Linked DNA regions of Homo sapiens: region 2 is linked to region 1. Evidence: read pairs that join two places in POLR2A ChIA-PET (ENCODE). Cell type or tissue: K562. All regions are shown on one strand.

Region 1 (2,500 bases):
TACACAGGATTAATAAGGCCAACACGCTCTCCCGGGGGTGTGCAGCTGAGCTAGCCTTGCTCCAACTGAACCATCAATCACTCCCCGCTAATAGCTCTGCAGGCGGCCACTCTCCCCACCAAATTTAAAGCGAGAATCCGGGCTGCTGGGAGGAAGATGCTGCAGCCCCTAACCACCGTAATTATGAAGTCTTGTTGGGGAGAGATGCTTATCTTTAATGTTAAGTGAACAGAGCAGGAGACCAAACGTCCTGCCTGCGTGTGTGCGTCCATGTGCAGAAACGTCTGCCTGGAAACAGGGCTGCCTGAGACCCTGTCACTTTCAAAGTGGGGATGGAGAAATGAGCTGGGGGCACTTCTTACCATTAAAACTGCAATTAATGATATTGATACCTTATTCTTTTATTTTAAAATGTTATCTTTTCTCTTTACCTTAAAAGGAATCAGTTCACTGTGAAATAGGTGGGAAATACATGAACACAAAGAAGGAAATTGAGACCCCATAAGGCCCTGCCACAGGCCAATGACCAGGGTGGGGGTTTTTGTTATGGGTTTTGCCCCATGGCTAGGTGCATGCACGTTTTGTTGTTTTTACATAGTGGAGATGATTCACTGTATTTTTAATATGTATTTTTAAGTAAGTGACTAGTCCCAGGGGTGGGGCTGAACTGAGAATGCACATTCTGTTAATTTAACCAGTAAATCCGATTTTCAAATTCCCCTTACAGGGAGAGAAAGGAGAATATTTTGCTCACTTTCAATCGTTATCGACTCATCCCCCCAAAGCCGGCAATATCGACCCTGCCTTCCAACACACTTCTGGAGCTTGCCCGGCACACGGGGTTGATGCCGGGCGCTCCAAGGGGGCTGGAGCCCTCACCCCGGCTCACACTGGCCTGAGATGAAGAGGCAGCTACAAAGTGCTGAGGCTCAGGTGGTGTCCCTGGAGGAGGCCTCTCTGTGGTTCTCTGTGACTTAGAAAGTCAGAACTAAGGTTGGAGAAGCTCTGTCCTGGAAAGGCATTCTGGGTGGGGGAATGGCCTAAACAAAGGTGGGGAGGCAGGAACGCAGATGAGGAGGCAGGCGGCCCGCAGTTCAGCTGGCTGGGAACGCAGCCAGCTTTTCTTTGGGTGTAGTCTTTTGCGCCCGGGTCATTCTGAAGAGTGACTTGGACTCTGAAGAGGCTCCCTGGTTACTCCCCACTTTTCCTCAAAGCTCCAGCGCTGCTTCCTCTGGGAAGCCTTCCATGGTTTCTCTGACGGAGACACTCCCCTACTCCAGGCCTGCAGCACTCACCTGCATCTCACACTGCGATGCAAAATTTGTGTGATTAATGGGTTCAAATGTGCCCCCCTCCCCTGGACTTTACAGGGTGCTGGAGCTGCTGGCTTGCTGTTCCCAGTGCCAAGTCCCATATGGGTGCTCAGCCATATGGAAGGAAGGTGCTCACAGTCCCCACAATCTATCAACCCACCCTGCGGGTGGAGGTACCGTGACTGTGGCCCCCACACCCCGCCCCTCAAGCTCCTGCCTGGCTGGAGCGCCCGCCTGGACCTGCCTGGCCTCTCAGCTACTTTGTTGTGAGGTTCTAGGCATGGAGATGAGTTTCTAGTGACTCTGGCTTGTTTTCTTCCCTTTTTTCCTGGTGATCTTTCTGTGTAATTAAAAGACAGCTATTTGGCTGGGTGCGGTGGCTCATGCCTGTAATCCCAGCACTTTGGGAGGCTGAGGCGGGTGGATCACCTGAGGTCGGGAGTCGGAGACCAGCCTGACTAACATGGAGAAACCCTGTCTCTACTAAAAATACAAAAGTAGCTGGGCATGGGGGCAGGTGCCTGTAATCCCAGCTACTCGGGAGGCTGAGGCAGGAGAATCGCTTGAACCCAGGAGGTGGAGGTTGAGGTAAGCCAAGATCGCGCCACTGCACTTCAGCCTGGGCAACAAGAGTGAAACTCCCTCTTAAAAAAAAAAAAAAGAGCTATTCTAGGAGACGAGGCAGCTGGAAGCAGAAACGCTGCTCTCTGCTTATGTGTGTGGAAATTTATTGTCTAGAGTACAGAATTCCGCTCGAGGCTCCAGTGTCAAAACAGACGCTAGGGTGAAGACCCAGCCCAGCCTCCCTCCTCAAGCCTGCTCTGCGCCCACCCTTATCCACATGGTGGCTTCCTGGAGCTCTTGCCGCCCCACTGGGTGAGGTGACAGCCTCCATTTCTTGAGGAGCACTAACTCTGCCAGTCTGATGACATCCACAGAACCTGTGAGCCTCACGCCAGGGGGCAACCCAGGCTGACAGCTGTGGTGTCCACCTGGAACCTGCCCCGGAGGGCTTGGAAGTTGTGAAGCCCATACTCCTTCCACCGGGCATGCTGCTGGTGCTGGGTGCCCCGGGGAGCGCAGCAGCACAGCTCCCACCTCCCTGACACAGAAGCCCAAGCCTGTGCTTCTGCCTGGCCTGGCCGTTTGAGAGGCCCCTTCCTTCCCCCAGAACCGGAAACTCCAGG
Region 2 (2,500 bases), 210 kb after region 1:
TCTCAAAAAAAAAACAAGACTCTTAATGGCTGAAGTCCAAATTCCTTAGCATGGCATAAAAATGTAATTCTGTCATCCCTCAAAATAGTGTCCAAACTTCTTAGCATGCTATGTAAATTTAATCATATAACTTCTTTTTATAAAAACATGCTTTGTCTATAAATGACCCGTCTCCTCAGCATGGAGCCCAGCCTGGGTGCCCTTGTGCCCAGGGGATACCTCTGCTCACGAGTGGTCTGATGCTTATTCATTATCTGGTTCAGCAAATCCAGATACCTTAACTTAAAATATGTTTACAATCCAGTTTCTCTGGAGACAAAACCCTCATCAATTTACTTCTTAAAACGCTTTACTGGCTGACATCCGAACGCCTCTGCATGAGATTTCAACAATGAGCTCAATGAGCTCATCCCCCACCCCTTCCAAACACAGCACTTGAATGCCTTCAACTCTTTTGTAAAATCACATCTCCTTAGCATGTGAGCAAAATCTGATCATATCATCTTTATCATAGAGATCCTGTCTTATAGCTGTGCCAAAATGCACTTGTTTGAGCATGTAACTTCTCAACTTAAAACTTCTCGAGGTTTCTTCATTGCCTGTAACATAAAGTCCCAACTACTTAACACAAAATGCGACATTTTACCATGTAGTTTCTCTCAGGATGATCTATTAAAAAACCCCAAATCTCATCCTGTTCCTGCTGTAAGCCCTTTATTGGCTTAAATCCAAAGTTATTAACATGATATAAAAATTTGATCATGTCATCCCTTAAAGTCAAATTCACACTTCCTAGGACAATATATAAAATTTGATCTTATAACTCCTTTTAAAATCTTACAGTGTCTCTTAGTTGTAAATGGAAGAAAAGTCAAAATTCTTAGCATAAAATGTGAATTTTATTTTGTAATTCACTGCATACTATTTATCAAACGCAAAAAACTCACCAGGCCACTCTGTTAGAAAGTTTTATTGGCTAAATCAAATTCCTTGGCATATGCAACAGTCTAATCATGTTGGAGCCTCAAAATAAATTCCAAATTTCTTTTCATATTCGCAATATTGATCATTTAACTCCTCTGATTAAAATCTTTCAACTTTGGTGTCAACATTAATCACACCTCCTAGGCAAGCTCTGCAGGTTGAAATTGGCACTCCCCCAAGATAGAAATTCAAAATGTTTGCGCATGATTGTTAAATTGGTGGCTGTTACTTTTACAATTTCCAGTGTTTCCTTGTTGCTTGTAATGTGAATCCCAAAGCCGTTACCCGTAAAATATATTTTATCATGTTTTTCTGCATACTTATCTCCCACAAACAAGAATCTCATCATCACATTTCTTAAAACCCTTTGGCAAAAATCCAAACTCCTTAGCATGATATAAAACTTTGATCCTGTCATCCCTCAAAACAAAGTCCAGATTTCTTCCCAGGAAACTCAAATTATGAAACTCTTGCTTAAAATCTCAACGTGTTTTCATCACTACAAAAAGCCTCACCATTTTAGCAAGGCACCCACTTTTAATCATGGCACTCCCAGCTTCAAACCTGTCAAATTTCATGTCCTCAACATAAAATCTAAATGCCTGAGCATGAAATGAAAATTGGACCAATTATTTCTTACATTAAAAATCTTTGGATTGCTCTTCTCTACTTAAACTATAAAGCTGAAGTTCTTTTCGCATGAAACTAGAACTTTTCACCACCTACAGTTTCCAGCTTCCATTTCCTGTTCCTCACGCTTCTCTCTGAAAAGACTGAGTTTCCCATTCTCCAGCCTCCAAATGCATTTCGATTTTATTGTCCCCAAATGTTTCTTTTCTTTTTTTTGTTTAACCACGTCCCTCTGCCCATAATTCATTAATTCATACAGCAGCATGTCCTGATTCTTTTTCTGGGCCAGGCACGGTGCTCGATCCCCAATGGAAGGAAATGGAGGCAGACCCATCTTGCAGGTCATCACCAGGAAGGAGATGAGACTCATGTCCTGGAGACGAATACCCCACTGGAGGTGAGTGAGGGGCCTTGGAAGCAGGGCCAGGGGGTTCCCTCCACACCTGCTGAGCATCTGCCTCTCTGGGAGGGCTTTGGGCGTTGTTGGGGCCTGTCGGGCCTCCAAATTCTGGCTTTAGATGGGCACTCTGGGATTCCCATCTGGCTTCACCTGCCTACCAGCTGGCCTGCCATAGCCTGGGCCCTGCCTCTTCTCTGCGCTTTGCAGAAATCATATTCTCAGTCCTTCAGCTGTGGCTCAATACATGTTGTTCTCAAATCTCATGACAGTTTCTTTAAGAAATATCTACTGATTTGAAAATTCCCGCCTTATTTGAAAAAAAAAAAAAAAAAAAGAAGCCCAGAATTTAATGCTGCTGGTTTGGGGTCACAACTGCCTTTGAGGTCTTCGAATGGGACCCTCTTCCCCCCAACACTCAAGAGACAGACGCCCCAGCCTCACCACCTTCAGTGCCCAGAGCCTCTGTCGGGTCAGCTCCTTGCTTGC

Evidence for each region. Peaks named below come from ENCODE experiments on the same cell type or tissue, not always from the same donor. Only the 100,000 strongest peaks of a DNase experiment are listed, where the experiment ranks them.
Region 2: POLR2A ChIA-PET joins it to region 1 with 6 read pairs; 2 of 35 experiments call an interaction of 5 or more read pairs at or near these places.

What each region holds. Positions count from the first base shown.
Region 1 is chr14:100,675,242-100,677,741 of GRCh38, forward strand. No RefSeq gene overlaps it. Among named protein-coding and RNA genes, the nearest start is that of LINC00523, 19 kb to the left of the region's middle. In K562, no CTCF peak of the experiment used is centred here; a DNase peak (open chromatin) is centred at 1,070; H3K4me3 peaks cover 223 bases.
Region 2 is chr14:100,887,746-100,890,245 of GRCh38, forward strand. The region is part of intron 3 of RTL1 (retrotransposon Gag like 1); the gene reads right to left. MEG8 (maternally expressed 8, small nucleolar RNA host gene) reads left to right here and starts at 1,904. Exons shown (of 51, transcript NR_146000.1): 1 at 1,904-2,011. RefSeq lists enhancers at 911-1,080, 1,740-1,909. In K562, no CTCF peak of the experiment used is centred here; no DNase peak of the experiment used is centred here.